Linked DNA regions of Mus musculus: region 1 is linked to region 2. Evidence: chromatin loops called from intact Hi-C (ENCODE). Cell type or tissue: heart. All regions are shown on one strand. Each heading gives the region's core, and the rest is flanking DNA. Links, peaks and the distances in the headings are about the cores only. Region 1 has its middle 13 kb from the start of Gm31482. Region 2 overlaps Rapgef5 (Rap guanine nucleotide exchange factor (GEF) 5).

Region 1 (11,932 bases), core at 2,327-10,326, 300 kb after region 2:
TGTGCCACGGAACCTTACAGGGTGGGCATTGGAGCACACATCCATCTACATGCCCTGTCCTGGCAGCTGGGGAAGGATGTGTGGATCCACACAGCAGCTCACAGCTGGCATTTGTCTCACAGCAGCTGTTCAAACCACGGAAGAAGAAGCAGGAGGGTCGTCCTCCACCAGAACAAAAGGCCAAGGAGGCAGATATTTTTATCAAAGGGATTCGGCTTCCTGAATGATCTCATTCCAAAGATCTGCAGAATTCAGATAACCACTCCAGAGGTCTGGCAGACAGCCTGCCACGAAGAGGAAAGGAGGGAAGGGACGACGGGAAGCTGCCTTTCCACAAGTCTGCATCTTCCTTAGGCCGAGGGACAGGACACCTGCAGCCAGAGGAAGTTTTGATGTCCCAGGCAGGTTCCTGCCAATTGCATACAAAAGTCAAGGGCCGGTCTCATCCCCTCCAAAGCCAGGTCCACCTATCCCACATGGACCCCATGAGGGCTTTCCCTCTGTGTCCTCACCAAAGCTCTCCACATTCCCAGTCAGAGGGATGTATAGGCCATCCATAAGCTTTTGCTTCCTCCCTGTTTTGAGGAAGTGTAGTATCCAGGATAGTAAGGATGAGCAACAAGTATTGGTAGATCTCAGAATATGATTATAATATAAATGGGGGAGCAATAAAGAAATTAAAGGAGGCGTCTATGGATTTTTGCAGTTTGAGGCCCTCTCTAAATTAGACAAAGTTCCAAGCCTCAGAATTCCCTCTCCTGGAAGAGCCTACAGGCACGTTAGACATCACAGAAACTAAGGAAAAATGCTCCTTTGGTTAAGTGTTGTGAGGAAAGTTTGACCTTGCAAATCTTGCTAATACTACAGTGAATAATAAGTCAGTTGAGAGAAAAAGACATCTCTCAAAAATTTCATTATAGATTTTGGTAATTGATTTAATATCTGCTGTCCAACAGGATTTTGAGCAATAATGGAAAATTCAGTCTGGGGGCCTGGTTCTGTGGGTGAGGAATTCACTTTTAAATATTTCTACTTTCAGTTCACCAGAGACTGACAGTTTCAGGCTTCTCATGTAGATGTGGCCGGATCTCCCAACACTGGGAATTTAATCAACTAAGGTTAAGACTGTAATATACCCGTGGGAATGGCCAATCAGTCTTAAAGAAAGAACTCCTACCTGCCCACTGGACCCATTCAGCCCTGAATGTCTGTAAGAAAATGAGGCTCTTACATGCAGCAGGAGGAGAGACAGGAAGTGCAGCTATATTGTAAGAAGAAGCAGCTATAAACCAGGAGCAGCAAGCCATTGAAAAACAGTGAGTGAGGGGATAGAGAGGGGGGAGAGAGTGAGTGCGGGGAATAGAGGGGGGAGAGTTAGTGAGGGGATGGGGGCCCACTAGCTAAGGAAGCAGCTGAATATCAAAAGGGAACATTAAAGCAGTTTCAAAGTTAATTCCTAATTTTAAACATTTGAGAAAAGAGAAAATCTATTAAGTCCAATCCAAAATCTATCACCTTTCCACCCATAAATCTTTCCCAAACTGTTTCACAAATGCTCAGCACCGAGCAGCAGTTCTAAACCTGTGGATCACAGCCCCTTTGGCAAAGCTCTATTTCCAAAAAATATCCCCATTAAGATTCGCAACAGTAGCAGAATTACAGTTATGAAGTAGCAATGAAGTTAATCTTATGGTTGGGGGTCACCACAACATGAGGGACTGTATTAAAGGGTCACAGCATTAGGAAGGTTGGGAACCACCGAATTAGACGACATCAAGCAATTCGGAACGATATTGTTCTGTGATGAAGCTTAAGGCTTTACTTTATGGCCCAGAGGCACCATGCAAGACAATGAAAACCTTGTGGGAGACAACAAGCAGTCAAACAGTCAAATTACATGCCCTAGCCACACAGAAAAGCTATGCGGGGCAAAGGGCAGGGAAATGAGGCTATGTAGGCTGCACTCACCAGGGAGGCTTCAGTGGGGAACCAGGTATTCTGTAATCCTCAGGGCAGATTAGCCTGGCCTCTAGCCATGTCTAGCAGCATCCTTCATCCACTGTTTCAAAGAGGATTAAATCACCTGTACAAAAGACTTATGTGTCTGCTGTGAGCATTATTTTTTCATTGTTTATTGGTTATTTTATTTATTTACGTTTCAAATATTGTCCCCCTTCCCAGTTTCCCCTCCACACACCCTCTATCCCCTCCCCTCTCCCCCTGCTTCTATGAGAGTGCTCCCCCACCCATCCATCCAGTCCTGCCTCACACAGGACCAAGGGGTTCCCCTCCTGATAAGGCCATCCTCTGCTACATATCCAGCTGGAGCCATGTGTACCCTTTGATTGGTGGTTTAGTCCCTGGGAGCTCTGGGGGGAAGGGAGGGTTCTGGTTGGTTGATATTGTTGTTCTTCCTATGGGATTGCAAACCCCTTCAGCTCCTTCAGTCTTTGCCCTGAGTTCTCCATTGGGATCCCTTAATACTTTCATATTTTTTTAAAAAGTGACTTTATTGGGGTGTAATGGTATACAAAATGTGATGCGTGTTTAGTACATGCAGCTTGGTGAGTTTAGAGGTGACTATGCATCTGTGGGGGCTTCGCCGGAATCTATGCCACAGATACACTCATTACCCCCAGAAGGCTTCTCCCCCTCATTTTCTGCATGTGAAAAACAGCTAGAGTGAGCTGCTTTTTAGAATCTTGTAAGTCATGCAGTAGATGTCTGGGGCTTGTTCAAGGGCTGGCATGAGGAAAGACTGTTAATATCTTTAGCCAATACCTCCTCATTCCCTCTCTCCCAGCCTCTGGCAACTGGCACTGAATTCTCTGTTCCCGGGTGTGACTGTTTTAGATTCTTCAAATCTGTGAGAACATACGGTATTTGTCTTTCTGTGACTGGCTTATCTCACTCAGCATAACGTCCTCTAGGTTCACCCGTGTTGTCGTGGACTGCAGGACTGCCTTCTTTTGTAGGGAGCTATAGAAGTGTACTCTATGTACATAGTGTGTTCTCCATGCCTATGTATGCGTTGATGGGCATTCTGCATCCTGGCTATCATACAACATACTGTAACATGGAAGCACAGACATCTCTTGGACATACTGAGTTCTAGTGTATTATATATACACTTAGAAGTGGACTTGCTAGATTGATCATATGATAGTTCTATTTATAATTTGGAGAAAAATACGTACTCTTTTCCATAATTGCTGTACTAATCCACGTACCTGCCACCAACATAGTTCAAAGGCTGCTCTTTTCTACACCCCTAACTTACGCTTCTCTGATAATATTTATTGTGATTATTTGGAGGCCTTAGCTCTGTCTGCTGCATTTCCCTATCTGGAGGCACTGAGCTCCTTCTCATAAACCTATTAGTTACTGTCGGTCTTTTTTTTGGGAAAAAAATACCTATTTTGTTCCTTTGACTATCTAAAAATGAGATCATGTATTTTCTTGATATTAATTGTAGGTATAATTTTCACTACAGGTTTTGGATACCAAGCCCTTATCAGACACATGGTTTGCAAATATTTCACACCATCATGTAAGTGGCTTTTCATTTTGTTCATTACTTACTTTGCTGGATAGCACTTTTGATTTCATCTAGCAATCTTTAGCCAATTGTGCACTTCTGTGTGTGTGTGTATTTGTATGCATACATGAATCTGTGTGTAGGTGTGTGTGCTGGGGCATGGGTATGTGTATGTAAGTAGAGGTCAGAAGTCAAAACTGGGTGTCCCCCCTTATTCACTCTCCACAGTTTTTTTTTATTTTGTTTTTGTATTTGTATTTGTTTTGTTTTTTTGAGGCTGAGTCTCTCACTGAACTGGAGGTTACCATTTTGGCTAGACTTGCTAGGCAGCAAACCTCAGTGGCCCTGATCTTCCTATTTCTACCTCCTCACGTGCTGGTGTTACAAGTACATGCTGTCATACCGTAGGCTTTTATGTGCTGGGACTGAATTCAGTTCCTTATAACGGCATAGCAAGCACTTTACTGATGGAACCATCTTCCTTACTTATCTTTTAAGAATCTGCACAGGGATTTCCTATCCTAAGAAACCTCCACGCAACCTTCTTCCCTTGCTGTTGGACACTCTTCCTGAGAAATAAATGGCATACTTACTTCTCTCAGCCAGTAAGACCATGTACCCTGCTCCTCCAAATTTATGGTTAGCACCTTTTATTTTTATATAGGATAATGTTAGTGATGTGTGCAGCAAAATGAGTAGGTTTGTCCACTTTGTACTCTTTGCTTCTACTGTGGTCTGCTTTGCAATCTAAAGGCCCATGGAATGGAAGGTTTCAACTGAACATGCACTTGATTCTAAGAGATGCCCAGCAATAACTAGCCTCTTCCTAAGCTTCTGTGGAGGAAAACTGGAATATATGGTGGATATCCTTATCGTGCTGCTAACTGAGCCTCTAACCCCTCCTGAGAGTGGCAAGAGGCAGACTCCATGCCATCACTTCTGCTGTTGAACTTGATTTGACAGCCAATTGTGTTTTGGCAAGTGTAGTGGCCTTAAAGATGTGCAAGGCCACCAAGGCACAGTAGCTAACATAATCTGAAATAAGTCAGTGGTGAGGGATGGTGACAGACTGGTCAGCCCTGCTCAGCTCGAGAAATGAGTAACCTGGATGCCCCGGTGTAGCCTTTCATTTAAAATGTGACACTGCTTATCATACTACCTGGTACCTTTCTTTAGCAAGAAATATTCCGGCAGAACTGAATAAAACAAAACATTCATATTATGAATGAACAGGGGCTGGAGAGATCGCTCAATGGTTAAGAGCAATGGTGGTTCTTCCAAGGGACACAGGTCCAATCCCAACACCCACATGATAGCTCACACCTATGTGTAACTCCAGTTCTAGGGGGATCTTATGCCCTCTTCTAGCTTCCAAAACCATGGAGCATACAAGTAAGTGGTACATGGGCACACATGTCTTCAAAACATCCGTATGTGTAAAATAAGATAAAGTGGGAAAAAATACTGTTTAAGTACTGGGTTTCTACATATCAAGAAAGTTGAATACACAGCTTATACAACTATTTACAATTCACCATAGAGGGACCTGGTTACATCAGTGGGCACATGGCAACCAGGTACACTTCTTAAGACATGTCAACCGCTACAAAATAAATAAATAAATAATTTTAAGAAGATGGTATCTCAAAGAATTTTACAAGAGCAGCTGCTGAAGGTGAGTTTACACACCACACTGTACCTGACTTCTCAGTTGAGTCAGAAATCAGTTCTTCTAATTAATAACATTCATTTTGAATTCCGATCTTTACATACACAAAATGAAGGATAGAGTTTTGCATGTGTTGCCTATACTAGCAAAAGAAGGGCTGCCAAAGAGATGCAAGAACTTTTTTTATATTAGAGTCCTGTTCTAGTTTGTTTTCTGTTGCTGGGATAAGACTATTGGCTGAAATGAACTTGTGAAAGTCAGGGCTTCTAATAGGTTATCCATCTGCTCCTATGCCTTCTACTCCCCTCTCACAGTCCCTCACAGAGGGACTTGGAAACAGGCCTGAAGCAGAGACCAAAAGGGAACACTGCTTACTGGCTTGATCTCTGTGGCTTGCTCAGTTTTCAGGGTTTTGTTTTTGTTTTTGTTTGTTTGTTTTGTTTTTCGAGACAGGGTTTCCCTGGGTAGCCCTGGCTGTCCTGGAACTTACTCTGTAGACCAGGCTGACCTCCAACTCAGAAATCCATCTGCCTCTGCCTCCAAGTGCTGGGATTAAAGGCATGTGCCAGCACTGCCTGACCAGTTTGTTTTCTTAAGCATTCTGGGACCACCTGTTCTGGGCAATGTTCTGGGCCGTCCTACGCCAACTATTAATCAAAAAGATGACCCACAGACTTGCCTTCAGGCCAGCCCAGTGAAAGCTGTTCCTTCGCTGGCAGCTCCTCTTGCAAGGTGACTACTTTGTGCTGAACTGACAAAAATTTAAGCATCATGAATCCTCAGATATTTGAAATAGAAAATGGAGTAGTTACATTGACGTTTGAAGTTTTTCCATATGATTCATGCTATCAAAATAATACTGGGTGGAATTGATCCCAAAACAATGACCTGATGCTTCTCAGAATGTAATCCTAAATTCAGAACCAAAGATCAAAGCAGATGATAACATGCGCTTTTTGGTAATAATAGAAGCACCAATGGTGAGGGAAGCTCAGATTTGTGGGAAAACAGAGTTCTTGCTAAATTAAGGAAGCTACGGGGCATACTTGGAAATGCTTGTAGAACACAGAATTTTTAACTGTGCCCAAACCACCGTGATATGCTACTCAAGGAAATAGTGACTGCCATTGTAGGAAAAAATTACAAATATGTCTAGATAAAAACAAAATAATTTAAGCACAAAATTCTCATGTCAGATTTTATATTAATTACACAATGGCTTGCCTTGAAACAAAATCAGTCATCAAAAAAGCAGGAATAGTCCTTCTACACACATACACACTAACATATCCTATAATACACTCAAATTATGTTGGAATAGTCCCTTCAGAATTACTTGCATTTTGGTGAAAATTAGTTGGAATATCTTAATTAATCAAAAGACAGAATACAAAAGACTTCAGACTGAATAAGTTTTTTTTTAACGAATTACAATTATAAAAAGCATACAGAAAACAAACTAAAATCACCTCTATCAATTCAATGGGAGAGATAGATGAATTTAACCGTGGGTACTGTAATGCCTTGATTTCCAGAAAGAATTTGGTGAGGGCCCTCTGTTTTAATTGAGTTGCTTTATATTCTGTGCTGAAAGGTAAGTATCATTGAAAGGGCCTGAAATCTCACACTGGACTTCAGGGAAGCATACACATGATAAATGGAAATCATTTGACAAGTTGTACCTCATAAAATGTGTATTGAATAAAGAGGCTCTGCTTGGAAACAAAAGACATGCCCTACAAAAATTTTTGGCAGAAGTTAGTGGCATGCTTCAATGTGAAAACATGAGAAATAAGAAAAGCCTTCAGGGCTCAGAACATAACAGCAGGATGACTGTTGTCGTCGCAGATCAGGGTTTAGTTTCCAACACCCCACAACCACTAATAACTCCAGGTCTAGTGGATCTGGCGCCCTCTTTTGGCCTCCATTGGCATTGCATGTAAGAGATTTACATACAGGTTCACATGCACAGAAATAATTTTTAAAAAATTAAAGCCTTTAGTCAGCCTTACTTACTCAGCGCTTATTAAACAATTCAGCACATGAAGAGAGAGTATGTCCTCAATTAAAAATATGTTGGCTCATAGAAAAGGATCAGTTTCAAATGTATTAATCGTAGAATGTGAATCCTGTAAATAGTTTTATGATACGGCAAGACAATGTAGAGTTTCCTCCAACTCATATTATTGTTGAAGCCATTTTAGGATTAACTAGAACTTGTTCTCCTTGATGGAGAATTCCGTGGAAAATTGCCCAACTATTCTATTCTAGGACCCCAAGATCAAGATGCCTCAGATAATTATCCTGGCTTCTGTTAAACTACCTGTTCCTGCAAACCTCCCCTTCCAGCTAACTGTTTATCTTAGCTTCTGTTAAGCTGCTCACTTGGGCAAAGCCACCCCCTGTAGCTGCAAGATAACAGGATGTGTGTTTTGGGGGTCCTGAATACCTAAGTAGTAGTCCCAGCCCACAGGAATAAGGACTTTCAATCGGCTAAGACTATTTCTGAGTGGTCTTCTCTGGTGAGCTCCCCGTAACACTCTTACTAGTTTTGTTATGCTCTAATTTATCCGGCCACAGCCCACCAGCTTAGCCACAGCCCACCAGCTTAGCCACAGCCCACCAGTTTAGCCACAGCCCATGAGCTTGTGCCACCATTGTTCATACTCTTTTCTCACAGCCTGAATTTTTCCTGAGAGCAGGATCTGCTATTCCTGATTTATGTGCAATTACTGTATGTGCAGGGCATTGCTTAACTATTGCAGTTCTATTAACTTCTAAATACCTCATTTCCTGGTAAGAAAAATGAGATGGGGAAGACCTGTGTGATTCAAGACAGTCCTGTGTTCTAGACTGCCTTAACCTTAGATGTGAGGCCAAGGAGCCTGACTTCAGAATTCTGTGTTCCTGACCCTCATCCTCAGGCGACTTTTCCTGGGTAAATGTCCTCAATTATGTTTTTTGAATGAATAAATAAAGATGAAGGGGTGAACAAACAGAAAGAAAGTAATAGTGCCAAGTCCAACCATGCGGGTGGAAAGGTGGCAGCAGAGAAAGTTGCTCCCAAACCCTTCTTTCCTGCCCCAGAGGTGATAGACTCTGAGTTGGAACCAGGATTTCCTAGGGACAAGTGACCTAAGCAAGCAGGCTTGTTTACACAGCACACAGCTGCCAATTCAAGGAGGCAAGAAAACAAAGGTGCTTTCCACACCCTGCTGATAAGGAGGCTTCCCTGGGGCTGTTTACTCTCTCAGAGGATAGGATGCTGCCCCTGCAGAGGCCTGGATGCTAACAGAAGGCCCTGCAGTTCAGGGAGGTGGCTAGGGCAGCAGCCTGGAGGCTCCCACCCAGTAACTACAGTGGGAGTAGAGGGCTGTAGTGCCTGAGGTCAACTGTACCTAGTGCTAGGTCTCAGGAGCTGGGGACAAATGACTGAGATTTCTATTAACATACCAAACACGATGGCCAGCTCTTCCAGCATGTCTCACTACCTGTAGCCCCTCCAAGCTCTTCCAATATAACACAGTACTTGTGGCCCCTCTCAACTCTCCCAGCATCCCTCAGTACCTGTAGTCCCTCCCAGCGAAGGCCTGTTTTGTACACTATAAAGTTTACCCTTGCGTTATTCAAATGCTGATTTCTCTGCCATCATATCTAGTTTCAATCCAGACTTGGCACTGTAATGCTTATATCAAGAATCTCCTGTCTCTCTATCAACCAACCAGACCTCCTAGAGCTCTCAGAGACTAAGCCATCAACCCAAGAGTACACATGGTTCCAGCTGCATATGTAGCAGAGGATGCCCTTGTCAGGCATCAATGGGAGGAAAGGTCCTTGATCCTATGAAGGCTCGAAAGATGCCCCAGTATAAGGGAATGATGACAGGGGGGTGGGAGTGGGTGGGTAGGTGGAAGGGAGGATGGGATGGGGGTTTCCAGGAGGGAGGAAACTGGGGAAGGGGATAACCTTTGAAATGTAAATAAAGAAAATATCCAATTTAAAAAAAAAGGCACACACACACAAAAAGAATCTCCTGTCTCAAGTTTGTATAAACTGTTCTTACCACTTATTCTTTTCCTCATCAATAAATGCTGACCACCCAATGGGTGGGCAGAAGAGAGAATAGAGTGGGATGTTCCACTAGCAAGAGGAAGGAAAGAGGGAGATTCAGATGGGTGAGAAAGATGGAGGAATTGGAGCCATGAAGAAGGGGTGAAAAGGTCAGCTCAAGAACTTTGGGAAGGTCATGAAACACTCACCCATCCAGAAGGGAGGGGCTACTTAGCATTTCTCAGACCACAGGTTGGGCCCTGGTAAGCTAAGGCTCCCCGGAGTCTTACAGGGGTCCAAGAGAAGCAAATCAATAATAATATACAGGTATTGTGGGAAGGGGCTGGGAGGTAGCCAGATTGGTAGACATTTAAGGCACATCATTTGACTGCTCAGATAATACGGTAAATAAAATTTATTTATTTTAAATAAATCTTGTTTCCCCTGGGACGTTACTGGGGATTAGCATGAGGTGAATAAATACAGCCCCCAGATTAATTCACCATTTACATTTATAATAAGAATAATTTATTTACATTCAAGCTTTCCCAGTATCTTTGGTACTTGTGGCTCCTCCCAACACTTCTCACCCCACTTCCTACCCTAAACCTCTCCCTCCCAGGGCCTGGGCTTCTGTTTCCCTTGCCCCAGCCTGATACCTACATAACTCAACTATTTTGGCCTGGGCCGGGCCACCTCTTACTGAGGTCCAGGTCCACTCTCTTTCTCTCCCTTTCTGCCTTTCTTCTCGTCGTCTGGTTTGGTCCCTTGGCCGTGTTCAGCCTGGACTCTTCTTCCCTCTGCCTGCTTTCTCCCTTTTATCTACAATAAATATCCCCATACTTTAGGAGTAGTCACATCCTCCTTTTACTCGTGATTTCATTCACCTATCTCATTCTCCGCACTGTGAGTCATGGCTGGGCAGGGCCCAGTGAAAACTGGCAATTAATGTCTTTGCTGATCTGGTTCTACCGTTACCCTACCTGTGTGCCCTTATTGTGCCTACTTTGGCACGGGGAGAAAAGGAGAGGGGGGGGGGTAAAATGAAATATGCAATCTCTTCTATTTTTAGGGAGGTGTCTTTGGGAATCACACCCACCCATCCTGAGGAAGCCCACAGACAAAATGTCCCATCAGCCTGGAGGCTGCCTTAGCAGACCGTGGCAACAGGAGACACAAGGACCCCAGGCAGAACAATAGGGTGGATTGTGCCTCTCACGGGAATTTTACTTCTGACTCTGAATAACAAGTTTTGATCTCAGGCTTGCTGCCAGCTAGCAAGCGAAACCCTTCCAAACGTAGGTTTCCCCCTGGAGACTTAAGAGTTTCACCTAGGAACTTGGTGTGGATGAGCTATGCTATGCACACAGTACGGCCATGTAAAAACGGTCAGGAAACTCACGGTCCTGAGCTATTAGACGAGAGCTGGGACATGACGACAGCTCCCACTAAGCCAGCAATTGTACAGCCTGCCCTGTAAGGTGTGCGTTTCCTGCGGGTTGGATGGGATCACGGTACAAGGGAGCCACAATGACGACTGTACTGGTCGAGCTTGAGACCCATGATCCAAAGCAGAGAGGAGAAAGGGGCCCTTGTTTCTGCTGCACAGGTTCATCTCAGACGCCTGGATGGTGGGGCTAACTAGTTTGAGAATATCTGGTCAGGGCTGAAGGAGTTTCTAAATCTTTCCATATTGTTTTCAAGTGCAGCAGCACAGGTTCTCTTGGGAAAACAGCAGAGTTGAGCCATACAAGGACAAAGACTCTTGTCTGCAAGATCGCATCGAACCCCATTGTGCTTTCAGGTCAGGCCACTGATATCTGAACTCTTCAAGCTGTGTCAACCCCTCTCTCATCTCGTCTCCTGGTGCCGTGTGAGGTGCTTGAAGGAGCCAGCGGCAAAGGAAACTATAAATGCCCTTCCTTGTCCCCTCCAGCTGGCGTCCCTCAGAGTCCGCTGCTCAGGCGCAAAGAGGGAAGCACCTGCATCTTTCTGGGCACCTCCCAGCATGAGGCTGGCTTCCGGCCCTCAGCCTTTGAACGTTGCTTTGTGTGACCTCTCCACCTCTGTGGAAGCTGAAGTGCTCCAGCCTCCCTGCTGCAAGTGCAGGGCACCAGTTTCAGCCTGTAGCTCCCCCCCCCCCCCCAACTCCCGATTCCTAGGGCCAAGGAACCAAAGCAGCAGAGGGTAAAAGAGGGAGGGGTACAGAGGAAGGGGCGTGGCTTTCGGGAAATGGCGTCACTCTCCTGATTTCACTCTGTTGGGGTGGAATGAAACAACCACTCATCATCAGTGAAGCTTCTTTCCCCTTGATGAACTGGAAAAGCTATAACTGGAGGACTTTTCAAAAACCAATCAATGAATAAATAGTTCCATTTCCCCCGCTTGGTTTTTATTTATGAAGTGTGGGCTGAGAGATCCCTTGTGGACATTTTAAACACAGAGGCAGGTCACAACAGCAGCTAATGGTCAGTTGTAAATGGTTCTGCAGTATGGCTGTCACTCAGAATGAGGCATCATTTAAAAAATGAGGCTGTATGTGAGATAAAGAATAATTTAAAGGCCCATTGGATGACAGTATTCACACTTCGTTGAGCAGAACAGCCAGGTAGTTATTTAAAAGACTCTCGCCAGGTTGGGAGTCTTACATCTCTAATCCTAGCACTCTAGAAGCT
Region 2 (11,932 bases), core at 2,611-10,610:
AATATTACTCTGCTAAAAATGCTCAGTATATACAGCTTTGCTTTATACAGTAGTACATTTCTTCTGACTTTTTGGCAATTTTCAAAATGTGTTCTCTCTAGAGCAAAACTGGCCCACTCATTACTGAGTGGGCTGAAATTTCAAGGACATGTCTTTGAAGTTGAGAAGAAATTCTATGCTGGACAGCTATAGTGGCCCTTGTCTTCTAAACTTAATGATTTTGCCCAATTCTGATAAGCTTTCGTGGGTTGTGTCATTTGGTTCAGGCTTTGCAATGCATGTGTAGTCTGTACAAAACCACAGAGCTGACACTTAGGCAGCCACACGAGCTTCAGGATGAGAGGTCTATACAAGCAGCCACGTATCCATACTCCCGCTTCCTCACTCAGAAGACTGTCCGCCTATGAAATACCTCCCTACAAACTAGGAGGGGTGGGACTTTATTTTCATGCCTCTAAATTCAAGGTATGAGTTACACTGCTTGCTTGTAGATATTGGAGCAGGAAAAGGAATCTATTCTCAATGCAATTAAAGATACTAAAAAGGTAGACTGCGAGTTACACCATGTGCTACGGTAACCTGTCGGCAAGTTGCCACGTGGAGGCTGTGGAGCATCTGCAAATGTGTGTGCGAATCCTTTGAGATGTTCAGAACGTTTGTGACTTTTCCTAGATGGACTTGTGTTCTGACTCTGGTAGGAGCTCGCTTTGCAGGGATAGAATCCAAAGCACAGGACCCCTCGAGGGCTGTGTTGTCAACAGAAAGAGGCCAAGAAGGTGCCAATTATACAAGATCTAGGGAGGGGATGGAGATTCATGAAATCACAAGAATCCAAAGGAGAACTGGAAGGAACTTTACACATCTTCTGGTCCACTCTTCCAACACAGTAGCACTGGGTCTGGGAACCCTTGGAGGCTTTGGAGAAGGAACTGGGTCATCCCATGCCTGGAAGTGCTGACTCCTGTGGGTATATATACAGGGCTTGGCTTCCTTAGGAAGAGCTTCCTGTGGAAACAGGGTCTGACCAGTCTGAACTTTTCTTTAATTTGAGATTTAAGACTCTGCGAAGCTTCTGAAGTTCCTAAATCTGCTGCCTGAGAAATCCCTAGAACCAGGTGTTAAAGTTGAGAAGGATTTAGAGATTTTTAGATATGCTGGAGACAGGATGGGCAAACAATCCCATCTGACTTTTGCTTTGGAGGGAGAGGCAGCCTTGCCCCATGCTCTCTAGGGCTATTCCCATTCATGTCCTGCAGGATTCTCTAAGTGTGTCAAGCATGATGCAGGTGTGGCCAGTGTAGCCCAGCTGAGCTAGAGCCTAGACAGTGTTCTACTGAAACAGATCTCCATCTACAATGAGTTCTCAAGGTAAAGCTCTGCTTGAAACAATGTAGAGCTAACGTTAATACTCGCAGAACACAGACAATGTCAAAATGGCCTGGTATGATACACTAGCCCAGTCCAGTTGCTAGCTTGGAGGGAAGACATTCGTATTTGTGCTATAAGTGTGTGCTATCCTCAGAGGTTGTGCTTGTCCACACGTCAGGACAGCCTGTTCTCCCTGGTTCTGTAGCTCTGGTCTCATACACCGGCCCTCAGACGTGTAAATCATTTTCTGAGTGAATCACCCTCAGTTGGGGGTGTTTCTATAAACCCCTGTTAAGTTTCTAGGGCTGAAATTTTACATGCTAGGTCAGATGCAATCTCTCTGAAAGCTCTACCAAGATTTTCCCATATGGTTCCTTCTAGCAGTGTTTCAAGCTCACTGGTCCCAAAACCAGGGAACAGCATAGCTCTCAGGAAATCAGGTGGCAACAGGCATAGCTCAGACCTTGGTAATGAGAATGGACCAGGTGGCAAAGAGAGTAGGAAGCAGATCTGTGTGGACACAGCTCCCCTCCCTGACCCCCACCCCCAACCAACTCCCAAGGCTGTGAACAGCATACCCATACTCAAGATTGCAAATGCACAGACAAAATACTCAGATGGGAACTTGCACACAGTGAAGGAACTAGTATCTAGATCATGGGAGAGCAGGCATTTTTTTTTTTTTTTAAACCACAAGCTCATTTGAAGATTCAGGGAGATCCTCAAACCAGTCCTTGAGAATTCCAAGAGGTCTTATTTGGTATATGAGGCCCAATTTATAAAAACAAAGAATAGGAAGGTAAAAGGCAAATTGCAGAAAGACTCTGGCTTTGCTTGGGAAGTAGACTACGGGGCTCTGACTCCCCAAGTAAGTAAGACTTTAGGCATCTCTGGATACTTTTCAATTACTGAGTCTAGCAGGCTAACTGTTAAGCTTCATATACTTGGCTTCACTCACCCTCCCTCATGGGTTGATGTTCTGCATCCTGTAGGCAGGGAACTTGGAGGAGTAATGTCAGACACCAAGACTCCATCAGATACCAGAATGCAGACACTGGAAATTCTGTCACCCCAGTAAACTAACACTGAGCGCTCACGATCCAGGTCCTGTGTTTTTCTGAAAACTGCACTCAGCAACAACAACAATATATGTAAAGACAGTTCATAGAAACTGAACAATGCCAAGCTCCTTATTGGATGAGAAACCCAGTCTACCTTGCTTACAGAAGTACATCAGTGGTACAGAAACTAGTTCATCTGCATATACATTGGCAAATGATTGTGGATGCAAAGAAGTGTGTGCCGCGCATTTCTTATTTGCACAGAAGGACATGCCCTCCAGGGTGATGTTAAGTTTATAGCAACAGAGGCCTCTCCTCTTTCTGGAACATCTGGAGTTGCCCTTGCTGTCCACAGTCTCTTAACAGCCAATTGGCAATAAGGTGAGCAGACAGCCAATCAGCAGTAAGGTGACCAGGCAGAGTGACAGTCCTTCTTGCTATATGAGCAATCACCTCCTAATGCTGGCACCTCATAAGCTGAAACTTGGACTGGAATGAAATCGTCATCATAAGGAAGACCCTGTTCCAAGGATGCTCTGACTCCTGTCTTCTCCCTGACAGCAGTGGGGGGAGCTCTCTCGCCTCTGGTGGCTGACATCACTTCCTGAACGTGCTTTGGCTGGCTTTCCTGCACTTGTCTCATGGTATGCTGATAAAACTCAGCAACCTCTTTTATTACAGGAAGCAACATGCTGAACGGAGGCCTTTGCTTGCTCTAAGAGTTGCAGATGCAGGGCAGATGCATTGGCACAGCTCAGGCTCGAGGCTCCAGCCTGTGAGAGAGCTCGAACAGGGCTTGCTGGCTGTCGATGACATACAGGTGGTTGACATAGGACTTCAGCTCTTGCTGCTCCTTTGGAGACACGTCACTTCCTATTTTTTCAGAGGGAAAATGGACAATGAGTGTCATAGGAGCAGAGGTGTTACTCTTAAATGCAGTAATGATGGTTTAGAGTACGTTAGCTCTAGAATGGCTCTCCCTTGTCTCAAGATAAACAACTGCAGCTCAGCTCATGCAGGCTGACTCATATTTACTGGAGAGACTATTCAGAAGCCACACTGTTATCCCTTTACAGATGAGGAAACTCCAAAGTCACATAAGTAAATGTCAGAGCCAGGATTCGAAACCAGGCTCCGATGGTTCCTGAGCCAAAGTTCCCATGCCCTGGTTTAATGTATTACATCAGCTTGAGATTGTGAGACATTAGCCTCTGAGCACAATAGCTTACTAAATCATTTACTCATCTGTTTATTTTTATTTTCGATCTAGTACACTTCTGTGTCCTAATTATTTAGAGGAAAAAGAAGGAACATATACCATAGAATAGATTCTTAGGAATGGGTGTAGAAAAAGCAGTTTCTCTAAGTATGCATGTGGGCTACAGTGTACCCAGGAGGATAAAGCAATCCAAGAAGATAAAAAGCCAAAGGCCATAAGAGACTACGGTCATGCCATGCTAGGGACAGCTTTCATAAGGACTGGGTTCACAGAGTCTTACAGGAAGCGGGCCCAGCGGCATTTCTGGGAAAAGCAGTTTCTCCCTCTTCTATGAAGAACATATTTAACAAGAAAAATAATTCAAGGGGCATCTGTCATAGCTAGCTTGTAACTCTTGGACTTCCTGGTCTCAGCAGTAAACACTGGAAGCTCAGAATTTTAACCATGACTGATAGACTATTGTTCTAGAATACTTTTCTGGAAGACATTATAAAAGTGCTTTTAGTTTGGTAAATACTAGCTGGCTATACAGATAAGTTTGTCATTAGCAAGCATTCGAAAGACATCATGATGAACAGTCCTGGCAATCGCAGCCGACCCTTGTGCAGCACTTCATAGGACATAACTGTTTTGAGTGACATTTTCTTCTTTTATCCCACACATTGACGTTGGCTAATGAGGCTCATCGAAAGAAATGGTTAAAAGCAAGGCAGATAATTTAGTTACAATCCAAGTTAAGAATATACACCGTGGACAGCTAAGTTTCTCTTTTGTTTTGGGCTGTGCAGTCTTTCCGGTGAGTGGTAGGTTCAAGCCAAGCCAGTAGGACCCTCCTCCCCATACTGGGAACAGACCATTGATGGATCAGAATGGTGGCTTTAGAATTAGCTGAATATCTGGTGATCTCTTTGGAAGCAAAGACTGATGAGAGAAATATGGCCAAATACTTGTCAATAACACATCTGAAGGATTCTTTGTGGCAACAGTATCACCCTTTCTATTATGACTGCATTGTACTTGAGGACTCAATGGAAATTTACATAAGATTTACCAAGTGGTATTAAATAAAATGAATATTTATATTATCAGGTTCTGTATTTTGTAATTCTCATTTTCTACTTTATAACACATATAGGAGGTTCAGCCCCTAATTGGATACTATAGATAGCTATGGGCAGAGCACTATCAAAAAAGCATTTAAAGAATGCATACCAAACAGTTAGGAGTACTTTCTTTGGTGGGAGAGGCTCTGATTCTCTATATACATTTTTTAGATGCAACAAAGATGTATTACTTAAGTTCTACTTAACACCAGGTTGCTCATCTTTGATTTGTAATCATTGAGCTTTATTTCTTTATTTTATTTCATGTGAGCCTAAGTGTATGTATGTCCTCTGTATGCACGGAGGAGCCTTCAGACATAAGACGGGGTGTCAAATCCCCTGGACGTGGAGGGCTGTGAGCTGTCACATGGTTGCTGAGAACTGAACCCTGGTTTTTACAAGTGTAGCAAGCACTCTTAACTTCCAAAGGAGATATCTCTCTAGCCCTCCCCCCTTCCCCCTCTCTCTTAATTACTATTTCTATGTATACAGTCAGCACAGGGCAAAGCAATGGACTAGGAAAGGGTGAGTAGCCTCTCTGAGCCTTGGTTCTGGGCTCAGCACGTACAGGATTAAGGATGCCTAGCTACTAGGACCAAGGCAGGACTTCAGTGGTTTGGGTGAAAGCTCCTGCAACTCAGTAAAGGGAATTTCCTCCCTTCCTGCAAATGCTAACTCCATTTAAAGGCAGGGTAGATACACCTGAGATTCAAAATGGGAAGAATATCCTTGTATATGTCTCAGAGAGGACTCTATAGAACTGCTAAGAAAAACATACTTTCTCAGCTGGCAGGCAGGACAGCTCAGCTGTAGATAGGACATTTGAGTTGAAGGGAAGGACACAATGGAAGGATATTTCAGGAACCTAAGGAACTGTATTCCTATCCAAACAAGAAAACTAGAAGCAGGGGCTAAACTCAGAAGTAAATCTGAGGGGCTGGGTAGTAGAAGTCGAAGTTTGGGTCCACCAAGTACTCCTTAAATGTTTACAGTCAACATCACTTCAAAGCCATTGCGCCCCAAGTCCAACTACTCACCAAACTGGTTAGTCCTGCAGTGTCTCAGGGTTCGGACAGTGTCTGCAATCATGTGCTGAAAGACAGAGGGGGAGCACAGAAACAGAAGGGTCACTTACTGATGCCACAGAACCTGCCTGGGATGGGTAATAGTCTAATCCCTCTGGGTATAAAGCAAAGAGCTCAACTTGGAGCTGGACATGACTTTAATTGATTGTATGCAGTGTGAATTATTCAAGACTATTGATTTTGTGACTGCAAGAAGAGTGCCTCCCGAATAGTCAAGGTATTCTGAGCCACAGGAGAGCATGCTATCTTTGGGGCCCCCAGTTTCCCATCCACATGTTGCCTGTGTTTCCTCTGCAGGTGAGGTGTTCCTAGAGTACAGCACACTCTGGGTTACTGTCATTTCTGGGACTTTTGCCTTCCTCCTAATCAGGCACCACGAGAGGGCTGTGCACACTCAGGGCACAGGCTCACATTTGTGCTACTGCCCCAGTTTCTACAGGGCAGGGATCAAACCCAGGGACTCTGGAGTGCTCAGCTGGCAACTCTACCAACTGAGCCACTTCCATGTCCTGAGTGGAGGCCGGATGGTTCTGTGGACTCGAGGGCTCCAACAACAGCAGGAAGTGAGGTATTCGCGAAAGCAGAGTGAATTCATCAGCATTTTACAAAGGCTGTTCTGTTTCTTTTTAATATTAATATTATTGTTATTGTTAGATATTTTCTTTATTTACATTTCAAATGTTATCCCATTTCCTGGTCCTCCCCCTCCCCCTGCTTCTATGAGGGTGTTCCACCACTCACCCACCCACTCTTGCCTCCCTGCCCTGGCATTCCCCTACACTGGGTCACTGAGCCTTCACAGGACCAAGGACTGTTCTGTTTCTAACTCACATTTCCTCACTGGCTTTAGTTTTCTAACTTTAGTTTCTTTCCTTTAGCTCCTCCTGATCTCCATACAAAGGTTATCTGAAATGTGCATCTTTGGGGTGGGGGGCGGGGAGACCATGCTTAGGTCTTATGCATATTAGACAAGGAAGTGTTCTACCACCCACCGAGCCACTACAGCCCCAGACCCTTTTCATTTTTAAAATTTCTATCGAGTGTCCCACCTGCTTGCCCAGGTTGGCCTAGAACTTGCGCTCTTCCTGCCTCAGCCTCCTGAGTAGCTGGGGTGACAGACCTACACGCTCAGACGTGGGTGCAGCAGGGTCCATACCTCTCACACTGTGTCCCTACAATCAGCCTTTAGCTCACTCTGCTCCATTTACTTCTCCATAATGGTTTTGGAAGAAACCAACCTCCACTCTGGACAGCTCCTCCTACACATCTGCCAGAAGGCGCCCTAAATGTCCTTGTCACAGTTGGTCCTATTCCCTTGGAGGAGGACAGAAACCCCTCACTTTGTTTCATATCAAACCCCGGATATCCCATTATTCGAGGATTAACATTCATTATCTGGTCCTCCGAGCACCATCATCATAGCCTGCCTGCACAGGCCAGACACTGAAGCATCCGCAGATGACAAACGGTCAGTAAATTATCACTAAAAGAATAACGCTAACGCTCAAATCTTCTCACTTACAGTCCAGCGGAAAGACAGAGGCAGTACGTGAATCGAGAGTCTGATTAAATTATCCTGCCTGCAGATGGGCTAATTCGACGCTTCTCCAGAGTAGAGGACTCAGCAGGGGTAATGATTACGGCAGCACTCCAGGCGGAATTTGCAAAGGAAATGGGACCTGACTCACGTCTGTGTGAACGATTGTTCCATTTCCTTCCCCAAATTCTACCCCAATTCCCAGGACAGATTTTTCCATTGTTACAGGCTCTGGCGTCACGCTGATTCCTATCCTGTGCCATTTGTACAGCTCCTGAAAGGCTGGAGCTGAGGTAAGGCTCAATGCTGTGCGCAGCACTGAAATCTGAGTCCTGATTCTCATCTCCGGGTTTTCTGACAGGGAGGGAGGCGGACTCGGTAAAAGATCCTGCTCATAATATTGGGGGATGAAAAGAAAGGGAGAGACCCCTTTGCTCCTTCAACATTTCATAGTTTGAGGTGGAAACATTTAGAGTTGCTGAGGCAGCAAGGAACTTAGCCCAGGGAACAATGCGAATCTTATTGCATTCAATGAGCACTTTGATCTGCATGTGGTCCTGATTTAATGCGCTGGCCTGTGTCAGCCAGATAAAGATAACACCCTGAGTTATCTGCTGACTGGCTTAAATTAACATCCACCATGAGGAATTGGCTCCTCATAAGCTAATTCACTTAGGTCCCATTGGTTCATTACTGTGAAAGATGATCCTGCTAGAGCTTCAGTGAAACCTCGTTCGTCCGTCCTCGGCTGAGTGACATTTTCTGAGAATACCGTCTCTGTGAGGACGTTCCAACGCCTGAGTGGAACACTGGCCCAAGTATGATATAAAATTGATTTTTGTCTTTCTGAAAAACCTAACTGCTTCTGTGTTTTCCGCATAGATAGGTCAACTCAAGGCGTGCTGCGCTTGGAATGCTGGTTGCTGTAAGGACCAGGCCACCATTACCACACCTTCATCTCTTTATTGGTATACCAGGGCTGGGAGAATGGTATGGTGCCTAAAAAGTTTGCCATGGTTGTGTGTCCCTGTAAGCTCAGCACTGGGGAGCAGGGACAGGAGGATGGCTGGGGATGGCTGACTGTCAGCTTAGATCCAGGTCCAGTGAGAGACCCTCTCTCAAGGGAATAATGTGGAAAACAAAAGAGCAAGGAACACGGACACATAGGCACACACGTACACACAGATACACACACATGCACACACAGACACATAGACATACACACATGTACACACAGATACACACACATAGACACACACATGCACACACAGACACATAGACATACACACATGTACACACACACACATAAACACATGCACACACACACATAGACATACACACATGTACACAAACACACAGATGAATACACACACATGAACAAACATACACACACATGCACACAATGATGTGCCACTGGTAGCTGTCTGGTGGTCAAGAAAGCTGCTAACTTTGTTTAAGGTAGTATCTTCTACTGTAGCCTAGGCTGTCCTGGAACTCACTATGTACCTCAGGCTGATCTTGAGCCTGTGGCAATCCTCCTGCCTCAGCTATCTGAGTGCTGGGATTAGAGACTCATGCTCAGCTTCTGGGCTTTTAAACTTTCTTACAGACAGTAGAGTCTGCATTTATACCTTATGTCAGTCCCTTCTGTTGGGCTCTGATGAATTGCTGGAGGAAAAAGTTAAGGACCACAGGCAACGATGTGGACAAGAGGGTGGAGAGTGCTTAAAGCTCCCTGTGACTCTCTCCATTTTAGCCTGGGTAGAATTCTTTCCATTCTTTCACTGGTGTGGCATTAGATGAGAAGAGACAGTAGCCAGGCCACTGTTTGCTTCAGGGTAAAGGCCTACTCCTCATCTGCTGGTAAAAGGCGATCGTTTATAAGGAGTACAGTTTCTGTCCTGTGTCCCCACTGCGTCAGAGGGGATCCATGCAAGCTGATACAGAATATCTCACATCCTCACACATGCCCTGAAAGGTCTTCTGGCGATATGAAACAGACTCATCAACAGGAGGCAGAGTAAATAGTGACCAAAAGGTTCCCTGTGATTGTTTATAGATGCCACACACTGGAGATGAACTTGCTCAGACTGACAACTCTAGTGATTGAGGCCTTTGGCTGCTAACAGGTATACTGGGATCCTTGGGGTATCACAGAGTAGTGCAATGCAAGATGACAGTGGCTCACATTCCCACCTCTGACCATGCTGGCTTCTCAATAGCATGGGAAACAACTGAGCTCTGATTCTGAGATACCCAGGGCAGAGAGAAATGTTTTAGGAACAAAACACTTCTGCATCTTGACTTCCTAGAATAACCAGTCATGAAGCCAACATCTTCAGGGTTGCTAAGGGCTGCTATAGAGAGCGGCTGGAGGATGTCTGTTTTGGGCTGGGCTCTGAGTTGTTGTGGGGGAGCTAGGTCTACTCTTCCTGTGGGTCTAAGCCCTTGTGTCCTGGAGGTCTTGTGACTGACTAGAACAGAGTTGTAAGTGCTAAGGTGTCAGACACCAGACACCATTTGGAGACTTCAGTCTGAGCTATTCTTCAAATAATTCCATACAGAATATGGTCAGGGGCCTCAGCCTCAAATGACCTTCTCTGAAGCCTGACTTGAGTCTCACAGGGAGCTTGGATGGCTCCCGAAAGAGTTCATATAGCCCATTATCATCATTGAAAAGGTCACTCAAAGGTCAGGTTCCTAGAGGGGAGTGCTGGCTGGGGTCACCTCTGACCACGATGTAACATTTCATCTGTGACACTAAAGGTCATCTGTCAGACAGGTGCCTTCATCTGGTCCCTGAGCTGTCTCTCTGGAGCACTGCTGTGGGGCACCCACTCGGTCCCACTCAGTTCTGTAGGCAGCTTCTTTTTGGCTCAAGGACAGAGCAGAAGGTCTGAGGAACCCACTGAGGACTGCGACTGTCCTAGAAGGGAGACTTGGGAGAAGCTGCTCAGGAATTCATATAATCAGCAGGGAGGTCCAGGATCAGAGATCAATAAGGAGGCAGCCTTTCCCTTCACTTGTAGAACCCACAAATCTCAGGTGCATATCTGAGCTTGGTGTACTAGGAGACAATAGGTCCACTGGGAGGAGTTTGTTGCTCACTGTCTCGAAGTGGTTTACATTGGGGCATCAAGAGATGCTTTTGAAGTAACCGAACTCTCACAAGTGGGGACTACTCCTGACATCAGCTTTTATGCCCGGTTCTGTGTTTACACAGTCACTGGTGCTAAGCTAATGAAATGCTATTTAAAAGAATCAGATTCTCAGAATCTTGCAAGCATCGTGATGGCACTGTTCCATATGCCCAAAGAGACCCTGGGAGTTACTCTGTGTACAACAGAGAGAGATACTCAGACCGTTTGCTTCCTAGAGCTGAAGAGACAAGCGTGTTTCCTTTACAGAGAGAAGAAGGGAAACATAATGAAATTTACATACCAGCTTTTCAAAATTGACGAGATTATCCAAGAATGTTTTATTTCCTTCATGAATAAACGTTACATCTGAAAGGTAAAAACAAGATAATGTACTATTAGGAAGACATCATGAAACAACAGCGTTGTTGTTGCAACCATGCAATTTATCATGTTTTTGCTTAAGCATTTTGAAACTATGCCACATATTTGACAAGGCAACTTGAAGCTAAAACTGTATAACATCTGATATAAAAATTAAGTGGGCAGAATAGACTTCCTTAAATATTTTGCACTTAAAGTTGGTTTTAGCCTACATGATTGAAGCTAATGCTAGTTTGTAACTTAACTGGTCCATTAGGTTTTTAGGTCAAAATACTGAGCAGAAAATAAATGAATATTCATAAGCAACAGGGACTTAATATTTGTTATATTTGCTTTTTAAAAAATCCGCGCCAGCTAATACAAATGGGACTTGCTTTCGTCAAAACAGTTAAGATTCAGATTTTCAAGTTTACATTAAAAACATGAAAAAATGAAAAAGTCTGTGTATCAGAAGTAAGGAAAAGGGCAGGATGTTGGCCCCATTTAACTGGTGGACTGTTGTGGATAGCCTGGGGCTAGTTATATTTGAAGTTAATTCTCTTCTCTGGTGAGTGGCTGCAAACAAAGAGTCAGCACTCAGGTGATTTCCTGTAAACCTGCTTCCCACCTTAATTTATAAAATAAAGGAGAGCTGATGATTGGGTAGATAAAAGAGAAGGTAGGAGAGAGAAGTAGGAGGAAATGGAAGAGGGAGAGGACTCAGAGGAAGAAGGAAGAAGGAAGAAGAAGCAGAAGAAGCAGAAGCAGAAGAAGCAGAAGAAGCAGAAGAAGCAGAAGCAGAAGAAGCAGAAGAAGCAGAAGAAGCAGAAGAAGCAGAAGCAGAAGCAGAAGCAGAAGCAGAAGCAGAAGCAGAAGCAGAAGCAGAAGAAGAAGAAGAAGAAGAAGAAGAAGAAGAAGAAGAAGAAGAAGAAGAAGAAGAAGAAGAAGAAGCAGCAGCAGCAGCAGCAGCAGACCTGGGGAAACTGCAAGTTCTAAGGGGGTCTCATAGATGTGGAAGATGGTAGTGTAGCAGCAGATCTGCCCGATCTAGGTGCACAG

The links. Hi-C counts contacts between places; a loop is a spot of excess contacts. Peaks named below come from ENCODE experiments on the same cell type or tissue, not always from the same donor. Only the 100,000 strongest peaks of a DNase experiment are listed, where the experiment ranks them.
Region 1: a loop joins it to region 2, with 2.1 times the contacts of the local background. A loop is called at or near these places in 2 of 42 quality-filtered maps.

What each region holds. Positions count from the first base shown.
Region 1 is chr12:117,446,829-117,458,760 of GRCm38, reverse strand. No RefSeq gene overlaps it. Among named protein-coding and RNA genes, the nearest start is that of Gm31482, 13 kb to the left of the region's middle. In heart, for the core only: a CTCF peak has its summit at 7,126 (motif pointing left); a DNase peak (open chromatin) is centred at 8,380.
Region 2 is chr12:117,747,333-117,759,264 of GRCm38, reverse strand. Rapgef5 (Rap guanine nucleotide exchange factor (GEF) 5) reads right to left here. Exons shown (of 26, transcript NM_001373989.1): 24 at 10,815-10,879; 25 at 5,789-5,843; 26 at 1-3,302. The coding sequence ends at 3,184. Among named protein-coding and RNA genes, the nearest start is that of Cdca7l, 91 kb to the left of the region's middle. In heart, for the core only: a CTCF peak has its summit at 2,988; DNase peaks (open chromatin) are centred at 3,074 and 7,584; H3K4me3 peaks cover 608 bases; H3K27ac peaks cover 2,937 bases.